5 separate regions of the Homo sapiens genome follow, and all the other regions are linked to region 3. A link is a contact called in ENCODE Hi-C or POLR2A ChIA-PET data. All regions are on one chromosome and are shown on one strand. Each heading gives the region's core, a stretch centred on a gene start or an enhancer-like site at or near the end of the contact. The rest is flanking DNA. Distances are from core to core; before and after follow the strand shown. Region 1 holds the start of SYF2 (SYF2 pre-mRNA splicing factor). Region 2 overlaps MAN1C1 (mannosidase alpha class 1C member 1). Region 3 holds the start of MACO1 (macoilin 1). Region 4 overlaps LDLRAP1 (low density lipoprotein receptor adaptor protein 1). Region 5 overlaps MAN1C1 (mannosidase alpha class 1C member 1).

The links. A loop is a pair of places that touch in the nucleus more often than their neighbours do. ChIA-PET counts read pairs that join two places held with the same protein, here RNA polymerase II (POLR2A). Pooled maps may share reads with other maps.
Region 1: a loop to region 3 is called in a map of B cell, with 24 times the contacts of the local background. The contact joins the promoter of SYF2 here to the promoter of MACO1 in region 3. A Hi-C loop is called at or near these places in 13 of 168 maps with a recorded cell type or tissue (B cell, CD4-positive, alpha-beta memory T cell, CD8-positive, alpha-beta T cell and 9 more), 20 of 37 single-sample maps with no recorded cell type and 27 of 50 pooled maps. POLR2A ChIA-PET finds 5 or more read pairs at or near these places in 34 of 52 experiments (A549, AG04449, AG04450 and 27 more).
Region 2: a pooled map shows a loop between it and region 3 (3-fold over the local background). The contact joins the enhancer-like site here to the promoter of MACO1 in region 3. A Hi-C loop is called at or near these places in 1 of 37 single-sample maps with no recorded cell type and 5 of 50 pooled maps. POLR2A ChIA-PET finds 5 or more read pairs at or near these places in 2 of 52 experiments (activated T-cell and endothelial cell of umbilical vein).
Region 4: a map of CD8-positive, alpha-beta T cell shows a loop between it and region 3 (2.7-fold over the local background). The contact joins the enhancer-like site here to the promoter of MACO1 in region 3. A Hi-C loop is called at or near these places in 3 of 168 maps with a recorded cell type or tissue (CD8-positive, alpha-beta T cell, mammary epithelial cell and naive thymus-derived CD4-positive, alpha-beta T cell) and 12 of 50 pooled maps. POLR2A ChIA-PET finds 5 or more read pairs at or near these places in 10 of 52 experiments (BJ, CD4-positive, alpha-beta T cell, CD4-positive, alpha-beta memory T cell and 7 more).
Region 5: a loop to region 3 is called in a map with no recorded cell type, with 7 times the contacts of the local background. The contact joins the enhancer-like site here to the promoter of MACO1 in region 3. A Hi-C loop is called at or near these places in 6 of 37 single-sample maps with no recorded cell type and 7 of 50 pooled maps.

The regions. Positions count from the first base shown.
Region 1 is chr1:25,231,213-25,233,982 of GRCh38, forward strand. It overlaps SYF2 (SYF2 pre-mRNA splicing factor), which reads right to left and starts at 1,290. Exons shown (of 7, transcript NM_015484.5): 1 at 1,232-1,290; 2 at 892-999. The coding sequence starts at 1,255. LOC124903881 (a long non-coding RNA gene) reads left to right here and starts at 1,377. Exons shown (of 2, transcript XR_007065555.1): 1 at 1,377-1,467. RefSeq lists enhancers at 1,108-1,257, 1,400-2,313, 1,498-1,747.
Region 2 is chr1:25,641,108-25,643,811 of GRCh38, forward strand. The region is part of intron 1 of MAN1C1 (mannosidase alpha class 1C member 1); the gene reads left to right. Among named protein-coding and RNA genes, the nearest start is that of MAN1C1, 26 kb to the left of the region's middle. RefSeq lists an enhancer at 1,853-1,902. Within about 2 kb of position 1,289, at least 10 of the 41 ENCODE cell types and tissues checked have a DNase peak (open chromatin) inside an H3K27ac peak, as active enhancers do.
Region 3 is chr1:25,429,537-25,432,236 of GRCh38, forward strand. MACO1 (macoilin 1) reads left to right here and starts at 1,361. Exons shown (of 11, transcript NM_018202.6): 1 at 1,361-1,642. The coding sequence starts at 1,563. It also overlaps a transcript of RHCE not described here. RefSeq lists silencers at 387-826, 1,217-1,876.
Region 4 is chr1:25,561,186-25,563,885 of GRCh38, forward strand. LDLRAP1 (low density lipoprotein receptor adaptor protein 1) reads left to right here. Exons shown (of 9, transcript NM_015627.3): 5 at 1,459-1,531; 6 at 1,885-1,968; 7 at 2,476-2,606. Among named protein-coding and RNA genes, the nearest start is that of LDLRAP1, 19 kb to the left of the region's middle. RefSeq lists an enhancer at 2,059-2,686. Within about 2 kb of position 1,451, at least 16 of the 41 ENCODE cell types and tissues checked have a DNase peak (open chromatin) inside an H3K27ac peak, as active enhancers do; they include CD4-positive, alpha-beta T cell and CD8-positive, alpha-beta T cell, where a contact is called at or near this core.
Region 5 is chr1:25,675,286-25,677,985 of GRCh38, forward strand. The region is part of intron 1 of MAN1C1 (mannosidase alpha class 1C member 1); the gene reads left to right. Among named protein-coding and RNA genes, the nearest start is that of MAN1C1, 60 kb to the left of the region's middle. RefSeq lists a silencer at 959-1,028 and an enhancer at 1,109-1,158. Within about 2 kb of position 1,391, at least 4 of the 41 ENCODE cell types and tissues checked have a DNase peak (open chromatin) inside an H3K27ac peak, as active enhancers do.

The sequences.
Region 1 (2,770 bases), core at 40-2,539, 200 kb before region 3:
ATTCTTGTAATTTGAAAAGTCTTCTTTGTTTTGTCTCACTACAACAGTCAGAGTGATTTTGGGATTTTGTGAAACCATGGCCTAGCTGTCAGGTCACTCCATGGTGAAACAGGGGCTGCTTTTCTCTTTCTCTGCTCCAACTGCAGCAAGCTATTTGCTGGACTCTTATCCCTAATACAAATTCTCTTTCTTTGAATTTGTTCCCTTTGCTTGGATATCTCTTTCTCTAACTCCTTTAGTTGTCTGGCTTTCAAACAGTAGTTTAGGTGTCACCTACTACATGAGGCACCCCCTGGAGACCCACAAACTGCATTCCTCTCTCCTCCTCTGCACCTCCAGGGCACTTAAACATCAGATTCCCTATCAACTGGCTGAACTACCACACTGTAGACTTTCAAAAGTTTGCCATTTTTTTTATTTTCTTTTTATTCTTTTCCCCCAGAAGTCCCAAAAACAGATGATTATTTTCTTTTCACTCAAACAGATTCTGACAGAAGATTATTATTTTTTAAAGTGAACCAGGTCTCTTACTGACACTAGACAAGTTTCTTCCTGTCTCTAGCTCTACATATTTCCCTAGGTAAAATGAAGAATTTGTTGGAATCACGGAGCAGGGAGGTTGTTAGTAATGGAGACTCCCAAACCTAACCCAGATACATTAAATTGGATGTGGGTGGGAGAGGGGCTGGAGTGAACAGTTATATTTTCAAATGTTCTCAGAATGATCCCAATGTGCTGCCAGGGTTGAGTACCACCGAACAGAGCTTTCCTCTCAGATGATCCTGCTCTGTTGGTCTGTCAGACGCAGTGGTGTGGCTTCCTCGTCCCCTCTACAAAAGCGCACAGGCTTGGCCAGATGACGGATCTAAGCCGGCCTCCAAGACTACTCACCCGCATCAGGTGCAGCTCCCGGAATTTGCGCAGTCTCTGTTCGCGCTTCTGAGCGGCCAGCTCCGCCGCCGCAGCGAGGGACCCCTCCTCCGCGCTGTCCACCAGCACCTGCGACAAGGAGAACTGGCTTCAGGCAGAGCCGGCTCAGCTTCTCCCAGGACTGCCCAGGCCGAGTCCCCGCCGGTCCCCACAGGCTGGGCCTAGGGCCTCCACCGCCGACTTGACCCCACAGTGTCTGAGCCTCCCTGAAGCGAAACTAGACTTCGCCTCCACCTCTCTCCAGGCCGCTCCCCGGAACCCTCACCAACAAAACCCCCGGTGTACGGTGGGTGGAACTCACCTCGGATGCAGCTATAGCCGCCATCACAACCTTTCTCTCTTCCCACTTCCGGCAACAAGATAGAGCACTTCCGTCAACCTTCAGACAAACGGGCCGATACGTACGAATGGGCTACCATAAGCCCCGCCCCTTCCGGGAGGTCTCCGGAAGTTGGGACCCTTTTAGCTATGAAATATTTTGGATTGCGTAGGGTCTTGCGCAGCCGCGAAAAGTAGCGTGGGCCAGGACAGCGGGAGGTAAGTCGCCAAGAAAAGGGTTGGGAAGAGCTCAGAATCGGACGGCTAGGAAGAAATGACCAAAAGGAGCCTGATAGCCCCCTATTCTGCACGCTGTTCCTGGAAACCGCCTTTGCAAAGACAGTGAGAGAAATCTAACATGGCTCACTCCATCTTGCTTCTAGCCTCGCAGGCCGGCTGTCTTCGCTCATTCCTGGGCATAAACCAAGCTAACCATGGGAGAATTTATAGTTTAACTTTTAAGCAAGGATGATCATAGTCCCTTCCTTAAACAGGGCCCCTCCTTGTTTGGGGGCTGAAACTGCCTTTATAAAACTAATGAAAGACCGGGAGGTTAGGATTATGAGGGGAGAATTCTGCTAAAATGTAGTAAACGATAACCAGCCATTGTTTCGGAGGACATCGGATGTGTAACTTCCCCAATTATTCCTGTAGATAACGTTATCGTAGCACCTAAGATTGGTCTTTTGAGGCATTTTTCAGACTTTCGCATTCTGGCAACTAACTGACCCCACCCAGACTCGTGACCCATGACCCAACCGCTTCTTCTGTCCCACTCCTCCCCCAAGAGGCGGACTCAGCTGTTGAGGAGTGTAGTCCACACCCCTGTGATTGCATCTCCAACCAATCAGCAGCATCCATTCCCTAGTGCCCTGCCCACACCAAACTATGAAATACCCTAACCTCTGAGCTGACCCTTCAGGAAAACTTACTTGAGTGGTAACCCTTCTTCCCTGAGGCCAGCCTCAGGTTAATACAACTGTATACTGCAGTAGCACTTTTCAGTGAATTGGTTTTGTCTGCAGTAAGCAGGAAAAACCTGCAGTGCCATTCATTCCCATGAGTGGAAAGTTCTTTCCATTTAGAGCTTAAGGTGTTGTCACTTTCTCCAAGAAGCAGGTCTTGCCCTTGGCCTGGTGTGGTGGTTCATGGCTGCAATCCCAGCACATTGCGGGGCGGAGGCGGGAGGATTGCTTGAGCCCAGGAGTTCAAGACCAGCCTGGACAACAAAGTAAGAATCAGTCTCTAAATTAAAAAATAAAAGTAATTTTTTTTTGTTTTTTTGTTTTGAGACAGAGTCTTGCACTATCACCCAGGCTGGAGTGCAGTGGCACCGATCTCGGCTTACTGCAACGTCCGGCTCCCGGGTTCAGACGATTCTCCTGCCTCAGCTTCCCGAGTAGCTGGGATTACGGGTGCCTGCCACCATGCCCAGCTAATTTTTGTATTTTTAGTAGAGATAGGGTTTCACCATGTTGGCCAGGCTGGTCTCGAACTCCTGACCTCATGATCTGCCCACCTC
Region 2 (2,704 bases), core at 39-2,538, 210 kb after region 3:
CTTTGAAGGGTAGTCGGGGCTAGGCTGGAACAATGCTTCCTGGACAGATCAGGTCAAAAATTCCCAGTGCGCGGGGTATTCTTAGAGCCCACACATCCTCTTAAGAGTTTAGCTGATCCAGCCAACAGCCTTGCGGCATACAGAGCATGGGCTGTCATCCTGTTTTATGGCTGAGAGGCTGAAGACCCTGAAAAGGGATGTGACCAACCCCAGGTCCCACCAGTTTAAATTGTGATGCCTAGACTTAAACCTCCCCTCCCCACTCCAAGGGTGATGTTCTTTCTGTGACATCATTTGAAGGCTAGTGGGTGATAACTTAGAGGAAGAGTTTTCACTTTGGAATGGAAGAGCGTAGAAACTGTCATAGCCTGGATAGGCATGTAAAAGAACCGGTCTTGTGAATCTTTAGACCAGGGTATCTACCCTTTATTGCAGTCCGGAATTATCTGGGGCATTTTAGTAAATACTGATGCCTGAGTTCCTCCAATTAAATCACAGATGCAAATTTAATTGGTCTTGGGTGTAGCCTGAGCACAGGGATTGAAAAATCTTTAGAATGAACCTATGGCAATTTTGTCTTAGCCTCGACTTATCTCTTTTCTGGCTGTAGTTCCCTTTGACCCACTTATGGAAGAGGTTGGAAATTTTCTGTATTTATTAAGACCTGCACCGAAATTGAGTGAGAAAAAAGCTGGAGACAAGAGTCAAAACTGAGTTTTCCAGAGTTAAGAGCAGACACTGTTTACATGATACGGATAAGCCATGAATTTATTAAAACTTTAAGAGAAATATTGAAAACACCTACCATCTATTGAGTCTCAGTTGCAAGAGCTGAAGGAAAGACAAAGACGAGTCTCTGGCTTTAAGGAATTTTATTGTGTAATCTTGGCATGTACTGGAATCACTTCTAACCACATACAGATGCATGGATGTAGGGAAATATTACTTGGCTGCATCAATATTTGCCTGTCCCACCTAAATCTTTTTTGAGGAAGTAGCCAGGACATAAACAGCTGAAATGAAAATATTTGCTTGTCCCGAAGTCGATTTCCCCACAGGCCATCGCCCTCCCTCCTGTGGCTGCCTCTGCTATTCTCATTAGCTAAGCAGCCTTGCCCTTACAGAGATCCTGAGGGCCTTACAGAGATCCTGAGGGCAACAAAGCCGGTGGTCATCTGTAAAATCCAGTAACTGATTGATGCTCAGGAAATAGGAGATACTGAAGAAGTGAAAGAGCCTAACCCAGTCCCAGGTGGTTCCGACTCTGCAGCCGTGCTCTGCTGTTTCATCTCAGCCATGCCAGGTGCTAGACGTGACTTCACCTGAGAATTGCTGACCTGGGTTGATCAGATCAAATCTATCCAGGCCACCTCTGGCAGAGCAGCAGAAAGTGAGAATATGCTGTAGATTAGTGTGAGAATCCTCCCCAGGGCTTAATGATGGTCCCTTGGAGAGCTCTGTTTCTATGCAAGAAACCTGTGAATTCTCAACCTTTGCCAACTTGCAATCGTTCTTCAATCTGCCCCAACTATTTCTAGCAAATTCTTTGGCTAATACAGCATAGAAAACACATCCTATTTGTCCCAGACTTATTTCATTCCAGCTTCAAGGGGTGGACATTTAGCCTAAGAGCATTCATAGAGAGTCAGACTTCAGAGAATATATTTCCCTCTGTTAAATCGTATATGAAACCAAGCTTGCTCCGAGGCCGCTGGCTGCAGGAAGCAGTGACGAGGATGGAGCTTGGCAGATGGTTGTAGCTGTGGTTTCCTGGAGGCCTGTGTGGGGAGATGATTGTTTGTATATTGGTTTTCATTTATGTATTGGTCTTATTTTCATCTTCCTGAGGTACCCAGATGCTATGGTGATAGATTGATTGGAAATGACTCATTTGTCAGGGTTCTGTGGGGGACGTAGGTTCCCTTCTCATGCGCAGCAGAGTCTAAGATGTTTAATTAGACGCTGAGACATTTCTGCATGGGTCCATTTCTGCCCATTCTCCCAGGTGGACGCCATTTCTTAGATTGCAGAGGGACGGGGTTGGGGAGGGACCTTCTAGTTCTCCATCCTCTCCCTCTATCCTCTTATTTTGTCTGGCTGCAGTCCTTAGTCCTACCTCCCTTTTAATTAATTAATTAATTAATTAATTTATTTACTTACCTTTGAAACAGAGTTTCATTCTTGTCACCCAGGCTGGAGTTCAATAGCACGATCTCTGCTCACTGCAACCTCTGCCTCCTGGTTTTAAGCGATTCTCCAGCCTCAGCCTCCTGAGTAGCTGGGACTACAGGCACCCGCCACCACGCCTGGCTAATTTTTTTTTTTTTTTTTTTTTGTATTTTTAGTAGAGATGGGATTTCACTGTGTTGGCCAGGCTGGTCACGAACTCCTGATCTCAGATAATCCACCTGTCTCGGCCTCCCCAAGTGTTGGGATTACAGGCCTGACCCACCACGCCTGGCCTTTTATATATATATATTTATTATTATTATTATTATTATTATTATTTGCCTCAGCTTCCCGAGTAGCTGGGATTACAGACACCCGCCACCCCACCCAGCTAATTTTTTTGTATTTTTAGTAGATACGGGGTTTCTCCATGTTGGCCAGGCTGGTCTCGAACTCCTGAGCTCAAGTGATCCACCCGCCTCTGCCTCTCAGAGTGCTGGGATTACAGGCATAAGCCACCGTGCCCAGCCCTACC
Region 3 (2,700 bases), core at 111-2,610:
GACATTCTGCAATATTTTCAGAAATATTTATAAAAGCTGCATTAAAACATGTAAAAATGCTTATGTTAAAAACAGTATGACTACTATTCTAGTATGACTACTATTCTAGTATGACCACTATTCTATTTAATAGCAATAGTAACATTATCATCCATAGGGGAAAATTGGAAAACAAGCAAATACAATAAAATGTCAACTGTATTTGTGTTAATGTGATGAGACTCATTGGTGTTTTTTCCTTTTCGGCCACTTTCCTACATTTTCCCCAGTTTTCTCTAATGATAAACATTCTTTTTATTTCTCTTAAAAAAAAACACCATGCGGACTTTTCTAAGTGTTACTTTGCCATACGTACGTGGCAGGGGAGTTATAAGGAGTAAATGAGCAAATACACGCAAATTACCCAGCACGGTGCCTGGCATAAAATCGGCGCTCAATGAGTACGAAGCGTGAAGGGTCGCCGGCCCCGCGTCCCCGCCTTGCAGGAGCCCGGACCCGCCGAGCAGGCTCCCGGTCCGGCCCGGCCCGGCCCGGAGGCCGATGCTTCGCGGTAGTGCCCTCGCGGGTCCTGCGGACTCGGCGCCCGCGGGGCCCACAGCGCTGCCCAGCCTGTGGACGTGGAGCCCGGGCCGCACCGCCGCACACGCCCCGGGCATCTCTGCGCTACGTCGCGCGCCCCCACGGCTCCGCCCCGTGGCGTAACCCGGGGCGGGGCCGCCACCTCCGATTGGCCGGCGCGCTGTCACCACGTCGCGGGAAGCTGGCAGGGTGTGTGTCTGTGTGCGTGTGGGGTTTGCTTTGTCATTCGTACCCCCGGTGCGCGCTGACGCGGTCGGCCTGGCCGAGCTCTCCAGCATCCGCAGAAGGGTCCCCGGCGCTGTTCCTGGGATGCTCCCTTACATAATGACGCGACTGGCTGAAGCGCACGTCAGCGCAGACACCGCACATGCCGCAAACCCGGGCCTTCCGATTTCATACATTGCTAGACGAGAGCCTACAATGCCATGCCGTACGGTATGCTCTAGTAGGGATTACAATACAATGAAACGCAACCCAATAATAATAAAGCATACCTTCGCAACAAGGCGTAATATAGGATGTTATATTTATAGGGCCTATTTATAAGCCTCTATTTAAATCTTTTCTGATAGGCTCAGCCGGGGACCCAGACACTATAATGATTGGCGCATTCTTCCGTCCTTCAAAGGGGCGGGTTCTAGAGTCAGTTTTGCCTCAGCGGGCCCTGGGATTGGCCGACAGCGGTTTACCGGTGGCTTCTATTGGCCTCCCGGGCCGTCCGTCGGAGCCGAGGAGGCGGGGCAGGCGGCTGGCTGGTGCTGGGCGGGCGGGCCCCGGAATTGTCATTTCTTTGTTTCCGAAGGCGGAGGAGGCTCCGAGCCCCCCCTCCCCGTGCTACCCCCTCCCCCCGGGTGCTGGCTCCATGTCTGTGTGACCGGCCTCAGGGGTAGAGTCCAGGCCCGACGCGGGGCGGGCCAGCGGCGGCGGCAGCTGAGGTGAGAGACGGCGGCGGCGGCGCGGGCACCCGGCCCCCCAGCGGGAGGATGAAGCGGCGGAACGCCGACTGCAGTAAGCTCCGCCGCCCCCTAAAGCGGAACCGGATCACCGAGGGCATTTACGGCAGGTGAGCGGCTGCACCCCCACTCCGCGGGCGCGGGCCCTGCGGTCCCCCTCCAGCTCCGAGGGGCCTGGCCCCGTTATGTAACCCCGAGTAGGCCGCACGCCCGCGCCGGGGGCTCTCCTAAGGAGCGCTGGCCCCGGAGCCGCTGGCCCGCCCGCCGGGGTCCGCCCCGGGTGCGCGGGGCGTGGCGAGGGTCGGCCCGGCCGGGCGGGCAGGGCGCGGCGGGCGCTGGCTGAGGGAGCCGCCGCGCCGCCGTTGGAAGCGCCGGGCCCGCCGGGGGGAGGGGCGGAGAGCCCCCAACCAGCCCGGCGTTCCTCAGCATCCCGGCCATGCCGCTGGGCCGGGAGGGCCGCTTCCGGGACCTCTGACTGGCCGCCGCTGGCCCCCGAGCCCCCCGGTGGCCTGGGGGCTTGCCGGCCGGAGCCAGGAGGCGCGTGGACCACAGCGCGGGGGGGTGGGGGAGGCTGACAAAGTTGAGAGCCCACTGTGGCCCCTCGTTCCCCCAAGCTGCCAGCATACTGGCCTGGGGCCATGCTGTCACTTCTTTCACCTTCTGCTTCCCATATGGGATCTCAAACTTGGCACCCAGGGCTGAAGCTGATACCCCCAAATCATGCCCTGTGGCCCTGCTCCAGATTCGGAAGGGTCTGATGACCAGTTTTTCAGCAAATATTGTTTTGACAATTCCAAGCAGATAGCTTGCTTTGAACGTTTTTAAAAAGGGATTTTCTCCAAACTCTTTTTTTTTTTTTTCATCCGCAAGAAAAGCAGTGTCCCTTTAAATAGAAATTGAATTCAGTCCACCGGTAGAGAAAGACAACAGGTTCATGGGGCAACTTACTATCATAGCTTCCCCAAGTCGATTTGTGTACGACTGTTATTTTCTGGTTCTTCTCAGAATGTTACTTGTAAATGGTATTTGCCTTGATACAGATTTCGGTGGAGAAGTAATTAGTTTACAAAGAAGAATTCTCAGCATGTGGATGTAGGCTTAATTGAGTCCTCATGGTGTTTTACAATTAGCTTCTCTAGCTGTGGGATTTCAAGAAATATGTGAGGTA
Region 4 (2,700 bases), core at 201-2,700, 130 kb after region 3:
TATTTTTAGTTCATGGGCAATTCTCAATGGTAACTGGGTCTATTAAACTTGATTCAGATATGACAGCTTAAATTGTAAACAGCTGCGAAGAGTTTCATACTTAATTACCATATTTAAGTTTTGCCATAAAGTGCCTGTACTTCCATCAAAAATGTAAATGTTGGAGACATTCAAATGAGGTTTTATACTTTCGTGAAGTGTAATTGGCACGGATCAGTCAGTTTGTTTAGGAATTTTAAATATTTTTTTAAAAGGAGTTTTAAAGGCAGTGGCCACAGGTCCATTTCTCAATTAAATTGAGTTGTCTGGGGGAGGGCAGGGAGCGGGGCTGAGGCTGGTGAGGCCTGAACTTGTAGACTTGAAAGAGGCTGGTGCTTTCTTCTCTCAGCCAGGGCTTCAGAAGGAAGCTAGATGTTTCCGGCTATAGCTACGAACTCTGGGACTTCCACTCCCAGAAGCTGAGCTGATTAACCCTGGACTGGAATGGCTGAGAGAGGAAGGTGTTGAGATGAATATGGGCTGGGGATAGGTCCTGGGTGGAATGAGGCCTGCACCTCAGGTGAATGTAATTCACCCAGCATTGTTGCCACCTCTGGGAGGCTTTGGCCTGCTCCCGAGGGCAGGGGTGTTCAGATTGATTCTTGCTTTTAGGGTGCACAAAGCTGGGGGAAACACAGGCAGGGGAGCCAGTGACACTTTCACATGCATAGTGCCAGAGGGAGGTGGGTGGGGCTCGAGGAGTCTGGGACTGGTGACAGGAGAGGTGGTGACATCTGAGTTGGGTTTGGAGGGGTGAGGGAGAGTTCCCCTGGGGTGAAGGGCCGAGGTGTGGCCCTTCCTTACAGGTGGGTTATAGCACTGACCGGTTTTGGTCCCCGGGCCTTCATTGACATCTTGCTCCTATCAGGAAATTGACAAGCCTTCTACTCTCTTTGTGGGATCCAGTTATGGTCCCAACCGGAACCTAACTTTCACCTCTCTGGCTGTGGCTCATTTGGGGCAATGGCTGGGCCCTTCCAATTCTGGCTTTTCTGTTCTCCAATTCCAAGGGCTAAGTCCACAGGTAATTAGGGAGGGTTTCTTGGAGGAAGTAAGCCTCACAGTTCATTGAATTCAGGGAAGCCCAAAGGGGAAGGAAAAGACCTGGAGAAGAACAGCCTTTGCAGGCAGGGGCCCTAGAGTGAGAGTGAGAACTTTGGTGGGGCCAGAGATAGTAAAGATGGGGACTCTACTGCCTCTGCGAGGCTATGGCCTTATGACACCCCAGGCTGCTTTGGAGACCTGGGAAGGGCCAGGACCCTGCTCTGCCCAGCAGGCATTCCAGAGCCTGGGATGGAGCTGCAGAAGCTGCAGGGAGGGAGCCAGGGGGCCTGGCCTGGAGGCCCCAGCCCTCCAGTGCAGACTTGCTCTGCCCTGGCTGACACTGCACCCCTCCCCATCCCCACTTCCTGTTTTCAGGCACAGGCTGTTACCCTCACCGTAGCCCAGGCCTTCAAAGTCGCCTTTGAGTTTTGGCAGGTGTCCAAGGAAGGTGAGACTTTGCATCTACATTGTGGGTGTGGTGGGAGGTGGGGAGACACATAAAGGCCCTGGGGTCAGACCTGGACCGACTTCCTGCCTCATCACCCACCTGGCTTGTGACTGTGAGCAGGTCCCTTCACCGCTCAGAGTCTCGGTTTTCCCATCTGAAAAATGGGAACAGCCGTCTCCCTCCCCAAAGGTGCTTGTGAGGATTAACTGACATCCGAAAGGTTTCTTTCCTCCCGGCTGGAAACCTGAAACTGCCCCTTGAGGTTGGCCACCGCTAATCACCCCTGCCCGGTGATTGCTGGGGACAGAGTGCTGGGGTCTGAGGCTCCAACATGTTGTGCCTTGGTCCTGCAGAGAAAGAGAAGAGGGACAAAGCCAGCCAAGAGGGAGGGGACGTCCTGGGGGCCCGCCAAGACTGCACCCCCTCCTTGAAGAGCTGTGAGTCCTGACGGGGAAGGGGGATTGGCCATGCGGTGTTGGGGTTGCGCTTCACCCAGGGGGGTCCCACTCCTGCCTGGGCTGGGAGAGCCTCTTGGTTTTTCACTTGTGTTTTGTTAAATAAATAATACACGTTCATTACAGATCAATTAGAAAATGTAGATAAGGGGAAGAAATAACTCATTTTAGTACATTTTCTTCTAGATATGTCCCTATGCAAATATATAAATATGCGTCTATCTTTCTATATACTTAACATAGTATTGTGTGGTTGCTTAAGAAAACTTAACTATTGTGAATACAAAAGTTTCAGTCTAAGCCATTAGTCAGGTTCTCACTCTGTGGGCAGCTGCGCATCTGCTGTGGGGAGGTGCCAGGGCCGGGCTCTGCTGGGAGGCCTGGGCAAGGCCACATCAGAGGGGAGGGTCAGGGCCAGGACAGCCCAGGGAGGGGGCCAGGAAGGAAGAGGCTGATCTCCCACTGACAACCTGACCGGATCCCTCACAGTGGTCGCCACTGGGAACCTGCTGGACTTAGAGGAGACAGCTAAGGCCCCGCTGTCCACGGTCAGCGCCAACACCACCAACATGGACGAGGTGCCGCGGCCACAAGCCTTGAGTGGCAGCAGTGTTGTCTGGGTGAGTGGTTGTGTGGCCAGCAGATCGGTGATCCTCAGCCTGACCTCTGGGTGAGCCTGGGGCTGCTCCAGGGACCAGGCCCTGGGACCCGTGA
Region 5 (2,700 bases), core at 141-2,640, 250 kb after region 3:
CCTTTGTGTCCTCATAGCTTAGCTTCCACTTATAAGTGAGAATATACAATATTTAGTTTTCCAATCCTGAGTTACTTCACTTAGAATAAGAGCCTTCAGCTCCTTCTAAGTTGCTGCAAAGGACATTATTTCATTCCTTTCTATGGCTGAGTAGTATTCCATGGTGTATATATGCCACATTTTCTTTATCCACTCATTGGTCGATGGGCACTTGGGTTGGTTTCGTATCTTTGCAATTGCAAATTGTGCTGCTATAAATGTGTATGCAAGTGTCTTTTTCATATAATGACTTATTTTGCGGGGGGGGGGGGAGGTGGTTACCCAGTGTGGGATTGCTGGATCAAATGATAGTTCTACTTTTAGTTCTTTAAGGAATCTCCATACTGTTTTCCATAGTGGTTGTACTAACTTATATTCCCACCAGCAGTGTAAAAGTGTTCACTTTTCACCACATCCATGCCATGGCTGCTTTTTATTGAGCACATATTATATACGAGCCATTGTGCTCAACACTTTACATCTGTTATTTACTCTTAGGGTTATTCTAAGGATTAAGTATTTCTGTCCTTTTACAGATGAGGAAACTGAGACTTACAGGGGTTAAGTCACTCACTCAAGGCCACACAGCCAGTAAGGTGGCAGAGCCCTAGAGCAGCCTCTCAAGCTTCAATGTGCGTTTGAATCACCTGGGGCTCTTGTTAAACTGCTGCTACAGATTCAGCAGGTGGGAGAGTGGAACTGAGGTACTCTGTTTCTGACGTGCCCCCTGGGTGGCCCTACTCCTGGTCCCTGGAGCACTTTGAGCAGCGAGAGTTTCTCTGCCTGTATGGCCCACACTCTCGACCCTGATGCCTTAGAAACAGCTGCAGACAGGATGCGATTCCTGAGACTGCTCAAACCTGAAACCCCATGGGCAGGATGTGGGTGAGCTGTCTGGACCTCAGGTGGGTGGGAGTTGTATCATATGCTCATTTCCCACATTGGCCTTTCAATAGCTTGAGTAAACCCGAAACTGAGAGGGTTGGAGGCAGCATCTCCCCTTCTACTCCCCCGCTTCACCTCCCCGGGCAACCAAACCCCACCCGTGCCCAGCTTCTGAGCGATAGACCTGGGCTGTGTATTTGCAGGAGCCTCACTGGGGTCACCAACCAGGTCATGTTGTGTTGCCCCAATAAATGGAACTGGATCAGAAAATCCAACGTGGATAGTTTTTAGGTGCCAAGCTGTCAGCTCTTCCCTTGGACTGTGCTGAAAGTGGAAGAGGAGAAAAAAATCAACCCAATGTTCTAAGCTCTCTGTCTACATAGTCATTAGATCCCAGGATCGTTAGAGACCAAATCCCTTCCCACTTGGCCCCTGCAAATGGGGCCAGGTGTCACTGCTGGGAGACGCCAGTAAGGCTGCACGTCATGGTGTGAGCACTTGTCTTTAATGACTGGGAAAATCCATTTCCTTCCTTGGCAGCTTTGAATGTAGCAACTGTGGTTCTGGGTCACTGCCAGAGCCAGCCTTGTGTGTATGTGTGTGATTTTTTAAAGTGGGGGAGAATGTCTCAATATTCAATGCTCACCCCCTTCCTTCCAAGTTGTACCCCCAGAGAACTGTCCAACACAAACTTTGGAGTTTTCCACTCTGGGAGTGGTCTGCTGGCACCCACGTGTCCTCCCCTCCTCTAATGCATCCTTTCTCTCTTGATCTCATTGTTCTGGGGTCCTCAGCTGAGTGGGCATCTGTGCCTGGGTGATCGATTCTAGTCTCTTTTCTGCAGGAGAGAACTCTTGAGCTCTGAGACAGGTAGAAAGAAAATCTTAAACCAAATAATAATGTTCTGCCTCACACTAGTAAATATTTTGCACTAAAAAATTCCGTGTCATTTTGATTTGTTCAGGTAGACAAGAACATCTTTTGTTTGAGGAAGAACTGAAGAGATTTCTTGGGATTCAGCTCCGATGGCTCTGCCTGTATCTCTCTATCATTGGAGCTTTGTTTTCCACCTTTGCAAGACTTGAGTGAAGGGAAGGCTTTGTGGTCTATTGTTAGGTGCTCTTTGAATCTATAAATCACAGGCTACAGGAAGGGAGGGGCTTCCAGAGACCATCTAGAGCCACCCTCTATCTCTAGCAGGGACACACACACACACACACACGTACACACACACAATGACTGCCTGTTGCGCGTTTCTAGAACCTAGTGGGGACAGGGGTACAGTTTCTTTTGGTGCATAGTTCTCATGTTGATTGGTTCCGACTGTCATGTTCTTGCACCTGTCCTGAGTATCTCTTGCTGTAGCTCTGGCCCTTTCCCCAGTCAGCTACTGCACTGCCCTGGCCCATGTTTCTTAGAGACATGGTTATCTCTGTGCTATTAGTGTCTGTGTCCTGGCCGAGGCAAGTCCCTTCCCTTTCTGAGTCTATATTCTTATAAAATGTGGCTTTGAGAATAGATGATGTTTCTGGTCTTAAAATTCTCTTTGACTCTGGAGTTCTGGATCTGTGCTTCTGTTTGATGTTGTTTCTCTTGCTGGGTGACCTTCTCTCTGACTCCCTGCTGTAAAGACCTCCTTTTTTTTTTTTTTTTTTTTTTTTTTTAATCAAAACCTAACTTGGTCCGACCTACCCCATGGCTGACCACCCAGGCACTTGCTTTTGACTTAAGGGTAGCACCATACGATGTCTTCTTTTTGTTTTTCATTTTAACAAC